2 separate regions of the Mus musculus genome follow, and region 1 is linked to region 2. A link is a loop called in an ENCODE intact Hi-C map of the cell type or tissue named here. Cell type or tissue: heart. All regions are shown on one strand.

Region 1 (8,000 bases), 770 kb after region 2:
CCACCACAGGTCATCTTCTGCATCTGTCCCTTGTACTTCCCTGACTATCTTGAGTCCTTCCTGCCACTTGTGTACTCAGAGAGTGCCAGTCTTCTCCCTTGGGAGCGATCTGCTCCAGTATTGGCCCTGGCTAGTGTGCTGGGTTTGAGCCTGCCTTTGGCAGCCTAGTCTCCTGAGTGTAAGCTTGGGCTCTGTCATGCTTCCAATTGTCCCTATGAGAGGACTTCAGTAAATTGCTCAGATCCCCCATGTACCTACCTAAAAGAGACCGTCGATCTTATTTATTCCACGGGCTGGGAAAGGAAATGGCTAACGCATAAGCACGTAGCACACAGTGTACAACACCGTGAGTGTCCCACAACTGCTAGCTAATCAAGCGAGTCTGAGTCACACTCTTCTCAGATGACAGATGCTTACAGACAGAGGATCAGAGCCTCAGCACAGCTTACCTGACCATCTTAACATGAGCCCCCAAATAATTCTCTATGGTTTTTTCTTCATTCTCTGTGCTCCAGCCCAGGTACCCCATCAGCTGTGTCCATGGTGATATCTGGCAATCAAAACTTCCCATACACCATCTCCTCCCCCCTTTTTTTTCTGCTCATACACCTACTTCTGACTAAATTCTGACCATCCAAAAACACCTTTTAAAACCCAGCATGGCCTCTGTGATACAAATCATGTGCCGCGGCATCAGTTACGTTCGCTCTTGCATCCTCAGAGCCATGAGTCAGGCAAAATATATATACAGACACAAGTCACCCAAAACCACCCAAACAGTTTCACTCTGTGATGCTTGTTCTTACTGGAAATGTGCCAACAATTTGCCTCTAAGACATCAAGACTGAAAGAAGGAAACATAAGATGGTGCATGAAGTCCCAGCATGCACTAGCACAGAACAGTAAACGTGTTAAGAAGGGGAAGCGACAGCCAGCCCTGGGGACCCATGACTCACACAGTGAAGCAGAGTTACAGGCAGTTTGCAATCTCTCTGGTTTCCGATACAGAACTCACCTCAGCCCACAGGTTTAGCATGAAGTTCCCACTGAAACGAAAGCAACTGTATTTACACTATCCTTATTTCATTCTCTCCGGTGTTAAAAACACTATGTCCTCTTAACCTATTGTCTTTAAAAAAAAAATTACCTCCTTCTGAATGCAAAGTAAGCAGCAGCTATTGCTACACTGAAACCACTTGAAAGGCAACATGGGATGTCCTGTCCACTTGATTTCACAGTTTTCTAACAACCAAGCAAAGCAATGTCAGGAGCATTAATAGCATCCTGCAATTGACAGGAGTTAAACTTTCTTAACTTATTTCTAACTAGCTTCAGTTCTTCCCTGATTATAATTTTTAACGGAAATGACTTAATGAATCTGTCATTTTAAACAAAAAAAAACTTTAATTCTTGTCATTATTTTCCTTGGTGATATGATAGGTTCCAAAATGGAGGAAATATGCAATCTGTAATCAATGTAAATCTTAATAATCAGGTCTTGGAAACACTAGTGTATCGTTGTTTTGAAGTCCTAAAATACAGACTTTGATGTTTATAAGCAAAGCAACAAGGTCCACACCAACCATCCACAGTCTATAATTATGCCCTGGATTGTTAAGAAACCAGAAACAAAACAGCAATTTATGATTTTGAAGGGACAGGACACAAGCTAACCTCTACCGCTATCGTGACCAGTTGAGCTTATAGGTAACAGACCAAGCACAGGGTTTCCCGTGCACACCGCTGCATTTTTGCACAGTGAGAAGCTATCCTCGTGGGTCACCTGATAAATGAAGTTAATTCAATCTGTGGTTGCACCAAGTGGAAGGTAATTCACCGAGCCTTGGATAATGCAAAGGTCATACTATTCTAAAAAGATAATCCTTCAAATATACTTACCCAAGTATCTGATCGTTTGGGAAAGAATTACCAGGAAGTGCTCCAGGGAAGATAGCCCAAACCATGCTTCTCCCAACACCAAGCTTGCAATGCAGACCTGGAAAGGGCTGGCAGCCCACACCAGATGCAAGGCTACAGGCAGATTGATGGACTAGAGACCACACTCGGGGGACAGCCCCTTTACTGCCTGCTAACTGCTTATTGAGAACTGAGTTGGCTTCACCAGCACTGAACACTCAGACATTTATGATGATCTATAGCCTCACTTTGAAGTTTATCCAAAGATAGCTACAGAGTCACGGAGTCTTATTTCTATTAGATTCCCCTGGAACTCACTATCTCTAGTGGGCTCTGGACTGAAATGCCTCTGGTTTGCTTTGTCACAGACACCCTGGAATCATACACTTTACTTTTAGATTGTGAATGCCCAATATTACATATTCGATTATTATAAACAACGAATATTTTCCTTGATTTTTTGAGAGTTAATCAAAGCGTAACAGAAATGCCCACAAATCTGTAACTCTGTAGATGCATTTTAAAAAGGAAGATTTCTCATTACCATGTGTTTACAATTTAGACCATAATGAAATAATAGAGGATACTTTCAATTTGATAAATAATCAATTTAATGGCCTATAGAAAGCAGACATAAATGTCAGGGGAAGTTGTTGCACTAATGCATGACAGCCACAGGAGAACAGCGACCTTATTGCTAGACAGACAGAAAGACACTCATGAGTTCCAAGGGACAGTTAGTTTGATAAACTGGTTGTTCTTAGATGAGGGATTATAGCAAGGACAACTCACATCACTGTTTCTTCAGTCTGCCTTCCAAGTTTTCATTCCAAACCTTTTGATTAATAAGTACAGACAGTATCAAATCAACTAACCCCTCTGCCTTCTTGGTCAGGGGTTGAGCTTCCTTCCCAGCAGAGAATTGCTCAGAAGCACTGCCATCTTGTGGCTGTTTCCGGGTAAATCATGCTGACCCAGCATCTAAACACCACCATCTATTGGAGGAAATTTGGAAATGCAAGCTTTCGGAACGTCCAAGACACTAGGTGTGTGCCTGCTAAAGGATAACTTGTCCAAGTGTACGTCACTTAAAATAGTATGTATGGAGGTGATAATTCATTTAAAATCAAACTCATTTCTTAACAGCATCAGTATAGCAAGTATATGCAAGCTAACCAGGACTCTCAAAAAGACAAAATACAACTAAAGAATAGATAAGACATGTCACGATTAGATATCTATCCTGGAACACAAATGCAGACTGCTGGTCTGCTAGAGGAGTTTTGGATTTGGAGTTTCACAAAGAAGAGTAGAGACTGAGTCAGTAAATGGCTTGCCTTCCCTGAGTTCAGACAGCCACCACATAAAAGCCAGGGAGCATGGCGCATGTCTGTAGTCCCAGCACTGAGGCGGAACCAACAGTGGAGCCTGGCAGCTCACTGGCTCTGGCTGAAGTAAGAAACTATATCTCAAAAACTAAGGAGGAAATAAGCCAAGGAAGCTACCTAGCATCAACCTCGAGACTCCATACACATTCACCCACACATAAACAGAGCTGCTAGTACACGCACATATGCTTGTACACCCATGAGCACATGTGCTCGCGTGTGTGCACACACACACACAAAGAGAGGGATGGGGGAGGGAGTGGTGGGTGGGGGAGAGGGAGAGAAAGAGGGAAACTAAAGAGGTACAATCTTTGAGAGCATGTTTCCTCATATTTCTATTTGGAAAATTTCCAAACCTTTAATAAAACTGAACTAATAGTAGTAGCATGGCATGCCTGCATCCTTTCTGCTTAGATTTCACCAATGTAATATTTTGCTGTGCGTCTTTATCTACCCCGAGCTATTTTTCCTCTGAACAATCTGACGGCAAGTTGTGCCTGTGAGACCTCTCTGTGGAATATCTTAATGTTTATTTCCCATGAATATAGATGTTCTTCCCCATAACCACAACATCAGTCCCACTGATGAGGACAGCATAAAGTCGATGCCATTATTCAGTAAGGAGATGAATATCCATCATCTGAAAATGCAGAATATGTTAAGCCCCAACATCACAGTACAGACACAAAATTCCACATTATGCAACTCCACTCCATGAAAAACATTATTTTCTCCTTGCATGATATTGCCTTCCATATACGGCACACTATGATGCATAAATGAATGTTGTGTTTAGACCACAGTCTTATCCCCAAGGTATTTTCTTACACACAGTTATTTCAAAATCCTTTTAGAAGTCCAGAATCTCTAAATAAAAAACCATTCAACCTGCATGGACTCTACACTTCTGCTGTTTTCTTTAAAAAAAAAAAAATCGGGCTCTAACAGCTGCACACATGGGACAAGATGTCTCCATGATCACATTAGCCACCCACGGCGTTCCTGATGGGATAAAACGTAGGCAGGTGTTCACCTGTTCTCCACATTCTGCATTTGTACACACATTTCTACTACTGGAAACAGTGTCACCGCCTTCAGGTCTCTGCCATACTGCCTCTCTTTTTCATTGGATGGGAAATTGTGTTGTGGGATTTTTAAGCAAACCCTGGAATCCTGCAGTGAATAGAGGACTTGCCTCTATAAAATCCTAGGGGAGAGACACAGTGGTCCTGGTGTCTTTGAGAAGGAGTAGAAAAGACAAAGAGTTCTGCTCAGAGTTGCCTGCTGTGGTCCATGGATCACCCTCCTGACCCTCATCCACACGAGCACTGCTGCTTCAGTTCTAATACTGGGTGTCTTAGGTAGGGTTTTACTGTTGTGCATAGCCACCATAACCAAGGCAACTCTTGTAAAGACAACATTTAACTGGGGCTGGCTTACAGGTTCAGAGGTTCAATCCATTATCATCGAGGTAGAAACATGGCAGCATCCAGGTAGGCAGGGTGTAGGAGGAGCTGAGAATTCTACATCTTCATCTGAAGGCTTCTAGAATAATACTGACTTCCAGGCAGCTAGCACAAGGGTGTGAAAGTCCACACCCACAGTGACACACCTACTCTAACAAGGCTACACCTCTTGTATTTTGTTTTGTTTTAGTTTGATTTTTCGAGACAGTGTTTCTCTGTGTAGCCCTGGCTGTCCTGGAACTCACTCTGTAGACCAGGCTGGCCTCGAACTCACAGAGATCCACCTGCCTCTGCCTCCCAAGTGCTGGGATTAAAGGCATGCACTACCATTGCCCAGAGTAAGGCTACACCTCTTAATAGTGCCACTGTCTGTGCCACGCATATACAAACCATCATACTAAGTGGTCTAAATTTATCTTTAAGGAAAAGAACCAGATGACGGTTAAAGGACATGACACTATTTTGAAGTCCATCAAATCACAGCAAAGCCTACCCTGTGTTACCTTCCTCCCCACCTTCTCAGCCATGGTCATTTGGAAGTGACAGGAAATGGGTTTTACTTCAAATCATTCTGGTATTCTCCATTATCATTAAAATTAAGTCAAGATATCAATTCAAATTAATGATAATGATCCATCTGGCCTGAGATCTTTTCTGTCCTTTCCAAAGCAGGTGACATTGTCTCCTGACGTCAGCATGTATGAACTTTCTTACATGTACATGTACTTCAAGTAAAGCAGGAGCCTGCTAAACTACCTCAGTTATTTGTGAACACAATCTGGAACCTAGCGATGCATAATGTCGGGGCTCAAATGTTATTCCATGCCTGACAGCCTATTTTCCCAGACTTCCTTTCAGTATGAACAAAACATGGTTCTGAAGAATGGGAGAAGGGTTGTGCTTACCTAAGATCACCCTGATTGGCCAGAGGAAATGGTACCTACTTGTCCAGCACTGCAATCCAGGCCAAGAGTTAGTCACTTTAAGCTTTAGAACTAAGCCAGTTCCTTTGTGATCTTTGGCTAGTAGATTGCTCTAGCCTGCCCATTGCTGATTTCTTCTTTTCTATGGGGCTCAGTTTCATAGTGGCATTAAACTCTTCCTACACCAAGTAGAGTACAGATGGACTAGTTAAAAAGTAAATAAAAGGGGATGAGTTCTGATTCTAGCGTTCAGTGTATTGAAGTTCCCATTTTCTAAGTAGGTAATGCTTAGAAAGTCTATTTCTTGTTTATGTCTTTTTCCCATCTATGAATAATAATAATAATAATATGTATCTTACAGAATGTTTATTAAATTTAATTATATAGAGAATTATACATGCACATATGTTTGTGTGTGTGTGCTGATTTCAATGCCTATCATTCATTTAAAAGATAAATCATATAACTGCATATTGTATTGGCTAGTAAGATACTGTTAGAGGAACAACTGAATTAGACTTGGCCCTTTAAGAATCTAAAGCTAGGGGAGAAGAAATTCTTCATAGATGATTTAAAAAAAAAGTGGCTTCTTGATAAAACATGGAGGCTCATAGCAAAAGGCTTGCAGAAACATTTATCCATGAGCATTAGTGGGGCCTTTGCCAAGGAAAGGGAGATTTTAGCAAACAGGCTCCAGCTCACAGGATAAGGGGCTCATTGGACAGCAGCTGCACAGTTTCCTGACTGTATTTTGCTAAACATTTGGCCTCAGTTGATAAAAGCACAGTAGTCTATGGTTTGGCTGAATGGCACTCCCACCCGGTGTGTGTGTGTGTGTGTGTGTGTGTGTGTGTGTGTGTGTGTGTGTGTGTGTGTGTGTGTGTGTAATATGCATGCATGTTTGTATGCATGAATGCATGTATGTATGCATGTATGTATGCATGCATGCATGCATTTGTGTATGAATGTATTTATATGTGTCCTCTCTTTCTTTCCTCTCTCCTCTTGTCTTCCCTTTATCTCTTCCTCTTCCTCTGTCACTTCCTCCATCCCTCACTTCTCCTCTTTTCTTCTCTCTCCCACTTCCAACCTAATTCTTACAGAAGTGAATTTGCCCTAATTATCCAGACTAGGTACATGGACTCCACACTATTGAGGAAAGGCTAGTGCTGGGTAGGGGTTTTATAGCCCCTGCAAACCTTGCAAAAATCACCTCAGCCAGCATTCGCCTTCCCCAAGTTCACTGTACCCCCTCAGCCTGTCAGTGCAAGTCCTCACTATCATGTGGTGGGGGTGGAACCCAAGTTAAATTCACATCTCTGCTTTCAGGTTAGCCTGCTTCTTGGGGTACAGTTATTGCAATTATTTGCTCTCGATTTAGTAGTGTGATTTTGGGTTTTGTATCAATATAAATTGATCTTAGTGTTGGTGTCATCTCAATTACATTCTTTTCAAAAGTGAGGAAAATGAAGAAGTCATTGAAGCAGAGCTCACATATATATAAACCTACTACATGTCAGACACTGAGAAACGTCTTGAAGATGCACCCACTCCTTGTGCACATACCACCTAAGACTGTGTTCACGGGTACAGAATTCACTTCAATGGCCTTATGTGTTCAGTTTACAATGATTTCCACATCATTCCATGGTGGTATTTTAATATGAAAATTCCACTGCTGACCACCGTCGTTTTTATTTTGAACAACAGCTCTTGTTATCTTCATCTTCTTTACACGAATGCCCCTTTCACTCCTTGGCTTTAAATACATCTAAATTATGAACTATTCAGAATTTCTCATGGTTTATTTCCTTGATAGACGTAATAAGAAGAGGGAATCCTTCCTTGCGTGCTTTCCATCCTATTCAGGAATAGCCAGCATTGGAGGATAGTCAACGTAAAGGAGGAGGAGGAGAGGCAGATGGTGCTGGCTTTTCTTTTTTACCAAAGTGAGTAGAGATGTCAGGAGTGTATGACAGCTTCCAGATGTCCCTGGAGAAGAAGCCATGGAGTTGAAACAAGCAAAGCATGTTTATATCAGTGGCAACGGAACCAAATAGTTAAAATTGGATATTTATTTTAAATATGCCACATTTTCACTTATAATAATAGAGATAGCGTGCCACAGGCAGAGCTTGTACATCACAAGTCACAAAACAAAAAATGTTAGAAAACATTTTCCCACACACCTCTGGTGGGATAGAAACTAACTCATACGGCAAACTGAGACCCACAGATTATAACCCCGGGGGATGTCCAAATCCCTGCCCAAGGGATGGCTGTTCTCAGTGCACAGAGTGACCTGA
Region 2 (8,000 bases):
TCTAATTTACTCCGAAGTGCAGTGTGCTCTAAAGGTTTGAAAAGAAAAATGGAGTCGATCAATGATGGAGTGAGTGAATGCCACAAGCTTAAGGAGGGCGAATGGTAATACAATTTTCAACAAGACTGATAAGGTGGATTTTAACAACCAGCAGCTAGCATGATTAGCTCCTGTCTTGGGCACAATTCCTGCAAAGACTTAAATGGATGATTTGAGGTACCACATGTTCTCCAGCCTTACTTGCCTGCACGTTGATTTTAACTTAAAGTCAGAAGCTGGGATTTCATTAGGCCACACACACCTCCCAGGGAACATAGTCTTATTTGAGGATTACCATATAGGCTCAAAACATATATATGTATCCACAAGAACTCTGTGATATTTGTTGAATATCGAACACTTGAATGAGATAAAGATAAATTCAAATAGCTCATTTTTATATAAACACAAAGCAGTTGCTTAAGTAAATTTTATATGAATGAAAGAGGAAACATTGTTTCCTCTTACAATATGATGAGACCACTCAGATACTAATGTCCTTTGGAAGGTCAGACTTTCACTGCCCATAGATAAACGTGTGCTGAGAAGAGATGAACCAATCCATTAAAAGCTATTTACATTTAAGTTAAATTAATAAATATATTTATTTAAAGACCTATTGAGAAAAGTATTAAGATGGAAAAAAAGACATTTTATGATGACAACCAGCATGGCTCCTTATGATATCTTATGTATTCTCCCTGAGGATGAGCAAATTGACATACACATGTGAACACACAATCACATATAAACTAACCTACTTGTGTGTGCATGTGCCTGTGAGGACACACACACACACATATATATAAACTAATGTGTGCATGTGCATACATACACATTCATGTGCATGTGTGTGTACACATACACACACACATATGCACACATGAGCACACACACACAATCTGAGCTGGCTTTGCAATAGTCTATGGCCAAGGTAGACAATTTCAAGTGCTAGAAATTCTATACTAACTATAGACCACATTGTTTTCAATAGTTAAATCCATTCCAGGGATGTGTACAGCAGGACATGTCACTCCCTGGAAGGTTCTAGTCATAGCTGCTTTAACCTGGATGGCCTCATGTAATCCCCTTCAGCTTTTCTGACTCCAAAATTCTACTGGAAAACAGAATTACAAAACCTGTTATTTTCTAGAACTTCAGTCATCTGTTCCTTTCTGGAAAAGGAAAAGTGCTGAGCAGATATTCTAGCCTTTCTGTTTGAAGTGCATGGGCTTTTTCCACTGAAACAGTGGTGCTTTATAAACTCCTAACAAATGGCTTATGATTTAATAAACACAACTCTTTCAAAAGGAACATGAAAAATCTGAGCAATTGGCCCAAACTGCTTAGCTGCTAACCTTGATTTATTGGTAACAAAAGCAATTACATATTCATGGCATTATAACCACTATCTAGACACAGTATTAATATTTATTAAAACATTTTCCAGGAATAAGTGAGCTATTTTTCTAACAAATCAAAATCCTGCATCATTTTGATTAACAAATAGTATTCTTATAAGACTTTGTGTGTATAACTCAGTCTTTGAATCTTTATCAAACTCCTCAATTTTTGATTGAATTGTTGTGCACTGATCTAGGAATTGATGCAAACCTGGCCAGTTGTCTTGGTTCACAGGTGTGTTCACTGTGCTTCAGGAATAGAATGAGTGTTTGAACATGCTGGAAAGTCTGACCTTGGAATGAATATAGTGCTTATTCTATTCTATTCTATTCTATTCTATTCTATTCTATTCTATTCTATTCTATTCTATTCTATTCTATCTAATCCTATGCCATCCCATGCCATCCCATCCCATCCAGTCCCATCCCATCCCATCCCATCCCATCCCATCCCATCCCATCCCATCCCATCCCATCCCATCCCATCCTATCCTATCCCATCCCATTCTATCCTATTGCTATGTATATTCTATTCTATCCTATCCCATCCCATCCTATCCTATTGCTATGTGTATTTTTCCTTCATCTTATTCTCCTATAGCCATCTTACCAAGTCCTACTTGGGAAAAGAACAACGCAATATTTCCCCAGATTATTGTGCTTATACATCTTGGACTGTATTAAATCACATATCTGCTAGGTTTTTCAAAACAGATATATCAGCTCCACAGTACATAAAAGTACTTTGGGTTCAGTGATGACTCTCCCTCTTGCAAGGCTGGTTGCCAGTTTTTCCTCAGCTCATTTTTTTCCTTTCTAATTTATTTTAAATCTTATTTCTTTCCCACAAATTATGAGGCAAACTGGCTGCACTGAGGCAATCTTCAGTACCAATAAATCAAGTGTTCCATAAAACCGTATGGTTTCTTGCTGATGGCACTTCAAGAAGAAAGTTATTAAATCATCACTCATTTAATATGAACGTTAGGATGCTCAATTACATCTTTCTACATACTTGTCTACTCTGGTCATAGTATAGAAATTTAGATATTGTACGGAAGAGCTAGGTTGGATGTCATTGACTTTCAAGGTGTAATTGCTATTGTTCATTAACAAAATTGCTATATTAAAATATTAAAATAGATGGGTAGATAGCTTTCAGGAATTCCTATTTCCCTTAACTGCACACTCGTGGGGTTTGATGTCATGACATGAAGGAAAAAAATTCTCTGCACTTAGAGAAGACAGCTAAGAAAGCCTCATTGGAAATCTCATTGAGTAGAACTCCTTGATTCATCTCTGCACTCCCATAGCTCACATTACAGAAACGTGAGCCTGCAACAAGCTATAGTTTGATGAGAAAGATCAATGCTTACTTATTTATTAGAGGAGAGGTGCACTATGTAACTGTAAAGAGATAGATATTCTGACAGGCCAATGGGCAGATCCTTTGCTTTCTTGTAGGTGACATCTTTGGAGTGGAGTTCCCTGTAGTGGGGTCTAACAGGCTCTGTGACTAGAACACTGATTCTTTTTCCAAAGAGCACAATTTGGTCAACAGAAGTTGACTATCTTAGACTTCAAAGTTTTGCCATGTATGGTGATGCACATCTTTAAGCCAAGTATTCAGGAGGATTTCTGTGAGTTTGAGGCCATGCTGATCTACATAGCAAGTTCCAGGACAGTCAGAACTGCACAGAGAGGCCTAGTCTAAAAGCAAACAAACAAATAAACAACAAAATTTAAAGGCCAGCTGTGAGCATGCATTTCTCTTTGGATAGAAATTGGACCTGCTTTGGAACAAAACTTTGGCCTATCTTCTTGCAGAATCCTATTCAGTGAACCACTGTTTGCACTGAGTGATGGCTTGCTAAATGTGTGTGCTGTGTGAGAAGTCTAAGACAGATAAAAATGTTCTCAGGGTCGAGTCATGTGTTTATCATAAATATCTCCATGATTATGATGCCAATCACAATGGCTTAAACACTGCATCTTAAAATCTACATAAACATCCATGAGAGTGGGTCCAGCTTATTGAAAAATGACAAGCAAATCATATGGACCCTAAGTAGTTCTCTAGCTCAGGGTCCAGTAACTAAAATTCTCCCATTAAAATTTATTTTGCTGTAATAATTTCCTCCGTCTCTGTTAATTTTAATTTCTACAATACAAAAATATTGTCTATACTCATAATGCATATCTATAATCATTAGCAAATGAAGGTGAAATTTTTCAAATATCAAAATATTAAAGGATGAGATGAAATTGAATGACGTGGTGGGTAAGGATGAGAAGCTTTAAATAAATCTTTTCTCATCACAGCCTGTCATTAAGCATACATTTTACCACTTTTTGTTTCCAAGCAGTTATCATCTGCATGGAGAACTGTTGGAGGCACTGTCGTGTGTGATGTAGGTGTTAGGCTGCATCAGTACCCTGTACCAATGGAAACCAGCACACTTCAGCTCTAGTTACGGTTTCTCCAGACGTTGCCAACAATTCCCTGGTGGATTGAGTCTTCCCTTCATTGAGAACTCAAGGTGTAGTGTTCATTACAGACACGAGGGTAGAAAACTATATAATCGATTTATCCCATAGATGGCGCTCTTGTTCAGGAACAGGCTTCTCTGACAGGCGAAAGGTGCACACATCTAAGTGGAAGGAATTACAGTGCTAGCTCAGCGGTCCTTAAATCAACTGCAAATCAGCCCTTGGTTCTGTTTCCTTCCAAATCACTGGGAGTTGAACAGCACTGGGCTTGGCGATGCTGCCTTGATCTTCTCTGGGCTGGCTAGAAAGGCTAGTTTCAAGTGTGGAAGGTTCTGGCTTTGACAAGAGCTCTCATCCTGAGGGGCTACCAGGAGACCCTGGTGAATGCCAAAGTCTGCAGAGCATTGTCCACTCAGCAGACCACTCACATGCATGCAGTGCTGCAACAGGGATTCTTGCTGCCCTCCACATTTTGTTTTAAATTTGCTTCCATTGTTTGATGTGGTCTGTGGTACTCACCTCATTTCTTCATGCCTGTAGCCTTAATGTTGCCAGTAGCTAGCTCATTTACCAGAAGTTCCTAGTATTATTTTGGCCAATGAGTCAACTTAGGAAGCAGAGTTGTGGGGCTTCAAACACATAGGCCTTGATTAAGAAGTATATAACTTCTTCCAATAGGATGCCTTATTATCCAGAAGAAGGTGTGTACCCTGAACACCTAAAAATGTGGCTCAGAAACCCCTATGGCAAGTTCTGGTTCTCATTTTTCAACTTGGGGTCAGGTTTTGGTATTTCAAATCAAAAACGTACTCCCGTCGTAGACTACACTGCAGGCCTCATGTTTTATCTCTTCCACGTGTAAAATGAGCGACTGATATTTACTGGAGAGAGTGGGGCAGGCAACATTCTCTCCTGTTGCCATTAGCAGCAGGAGTGGGATGAGATAGATGCCTCAGCCCTGGGAATTGTCAGCCTAGCCTGGTTATTATCCATAAACTTTCTCACAACTTCTAAAAAGACTTGTGTTGTTCAAATAAACACCCCTGAGGCCAGAGGTTCACATCACCAGGGAATTCATTAGTTCAGAACATACTCTTAAAGATCTACCATGTAAATGTTGCTCCATTTTAGGCAAGGCGGTTATTCCCAGGCAGGGGCACAAGGCACCCCCTAAAAGCACATGAACCTATTTGCAGGAAACCATCTGTGGAAGGCTGTTTCTCAATGTTCATACTTTCTAGACCTAATATTTTATGCCGTTACGTGGAATAACGTGTGTATACATTGCATGAAACTGCAGGCAAAACGTCTAGGGAAGAGCAGGGAACTAACTGGGATGCTGAGAGGTGAGAAGGATATAAATTAAGATTTCTGAGTATATTCATACTCAAAGTACTTTATGTATTTATATAAAAATGTCCTTACCAACCCCAGTGCTTTGCACAATGAATAGAGACCAGATACAATCTAAAAACAAACATGAAGGAAAGTCTACTGACGATCCCTGCCCAAGAGATTCTGATTTTATTACTTTGACGTAGAATCTTCTCTGTGGACGTATATTCAGTTCTTTACCTGTATTTCTCAATTCTTGCTATATGTTGAAATAAACTGGGGACTCGGTATCTTAATTTCTGAAACCCATCTCAGTCCTTGAATCTCTGCAGAAGTACCCAGCAGCCACCCCATTTGAACATTTCTCAGTGTCTGAGCATAAGTATGTGGGGCCCACTAGTGGAATTTCTGCTCTTTTAATGTGGTAGCAACCACACTGGCAATCACGAAGACAAACCAATGTAACAAACACTGGCTTGGGCCTTTCTGTAATAAGAATCAAGGCCTAGACCTTTCTTCCAGAACCCATGAGAAGGAACGTGTGTGTGTGTGTGTGTGTGTGTGTGTGTGTTCTATACATGTATCTACCTATCCATTTAAATATGCATTATGCAATCGTTGGCAAGGCAGGCTTTAAAGAGCTATATGAACATGGAAAGGAAGTTCACAACTAAGAAAAATAAACTTGGCATCTCAAACATCTCTTAACAACTCATGCATGCATAATGTTATCTAAGAAAATGAGATGAGTAAAATTCCAGTTTTCATGATTCCAGAATTTTACAGTTCTAAAAGAAAAGATCACTTTAGCAGAATTAATATGCTTAGCAAATTAGCATTGAGAAGCAAAAGTGAAGACCTAGATTTTGGCTCATGTCTCTAAATATATAGATTATGTGACCTTTAAAAGTTTATACCTTTCATCAGGTGCTTGGCAGTTGAGGGTAGCTGGAGTTGTTCTTGTGTATCCTACCTCACCTGTAATTTCCTTTTCCTTGGAATAGCTTTATAGTGTCCATCCTATCTACTCTGTATTCACTCCTGGCATAAGGTCTGGGTCTATAAATGAATCTCCCTCCTGTCTTTCCTAAATCTCTTGCCCCAATATATGTCCTATTTTCTACCTTGTCTTCTAAAGTCTTCAGATACAATTCATGATTTAGAGGTGACTAGACCAGTGACAAATGATTACAAAATCATCTTTCTTTTCAAGAATAAATGATTGTAAGAAAAATGTACAGAAAGTGTATCTCCACATAGAAACTGAAGAGTCTGTGGGAACTCTCTGAGGTGACTCTCAACTAACCCCCAAAGTGAACAGCTGCTTGTTCTACTTAAGATCCCTTCATCTTGTGGCTACCTTCCTGCTGCAGAGAAGGACCATATCCTCTTTCTTTATTCTGGGAACTGTTAACATTGAAAAGGGTAAGAGTTAAAACTCCAAGATTTTACTCCTTTGCAAACAGTAATTAATCTTCATAGAATTTGTTTTTTTTTTTAAACAGTTAAACAGACACCAAGATGTTCTGTGAAGGTAACAGTATTTCTAAAAACAAGTAGTGATAGATGTCTTTCTATTAAATTAATAGATAACTAATCAGAATGCTCATCTAATTTCATATGTAAGATCGTGGATCCTGTAGAGACACTGGGAGACAGCGTGGAAATTTTCCAAAGTGTTAAAATAGGGCCTCCACATGGCCCAGTGTCCCACCTCGGAGACCGTGTGCTACAGAAATGAAATCAGAATATCAAAGAGATCTCTGCACTTCCATATGTATTGGGATAGTATTCCCTGTATCCAAGATATATGAACAACCAAAGTCACCCTCCCTCTCTCTTTCCCCCCTGCACTGAGGGGTGCATATTATTCAAAGATGGAAATCTTCCAGCATGACCACACATATGAAAGGGAAAGAGCTCAGGACTTGGGATGCATGAAATAACCCAGATACCAACAGACAAGTGCTGCAGAATCTCACTTATAGATAGAATCTACAATAATCAAGCCCACAGAAGCAGGGAGGGAATATAGTTAGCTATACCTGAAGGGAGGGGAGATAAAATATGAAGTGTTTATTACACGAGATAAAAACATTCTGAATCCTGTGTGATGCTACTAAGTAAATATAGTTAATATCTATACTTGAAATGTGTTAAGAGGACAGATCATAAGCTCCTTCACACACACACACACACACACACACACACACACACACACACACACCCCTCTAAGGAAAGAAGAAAGAAGAGAGGATGTTAGGCATATTCAGTAATTGTTATTTTAATTGACTTTACTGTGGTGACTATTTTATAATGTATTCATATTTTAATATGTTAAGTTTTACATAACACACACAACAATGGTACTGGAGATGTAAGTGATCGAAGTCTTCATGTTAGGCAAGCATTCTAATACTGGCATATACTCCAATCCACAATGCTAATGCGTTAATTATAACTTAATAACGATGGGCAGGAATTGGTGATTGGAGCAGCTGGATCTCTAAACTGCAATTGAAGTGAGTGTATTTTACACAAAGATGCCTGAGGTCATCAAAGCATTTAGCTCTCCCATCAGTTATAATTACACCACTGTTACATGCTAAGACATCCTCTGTGGAATGGATTTGAACTTTTTTTTTCTTTAGATAGATGAACTTTTGGCTTCATAAATACAAGTGTGAGGATTAGCTATACCAGATTTAAGATATTAGGATTATTTTAGATGCT

The links. Hi-C counts contacts between places; a loop is a spot of excess contacts. Peaks named below come from ENCODE experiments on the same cell type or tissue, not always from the same donor. Only the 100,000 strongest peaks of a DNase experiment are listed, where the experiment ranks them.
Region 1: it touches region 2 in a loop (8-fold over the local background); 12 of 42 quality-filtered maps call a loop at or near these places.

What each region holds. Positions count from the first base shown.
Region 1 is chr15:27,232,089-27,240,088 of GRCm38, forward strand. No RefSeq gene overlaps it. Among named protein-coding and RNA genes, the nearest start is that of Gm23903, 170 kb to the left of the region's middle. In heart, a CTCF peak has its summit at 2,873 (motif pointing left); no DNase peak of the experiment used is centred here.
Region 2 is chr15:26,466,027-26,474,026 of GRCm38, forward strand. No RefSeq gene overlaps it. Among named protein-coding and RNA genes, the nearest start is that of Gm36790, 24 kb to the left of the region's middle. In heart, a CTCF peak has its summit at 4,041; no DNase peak of the experiment used is centred here.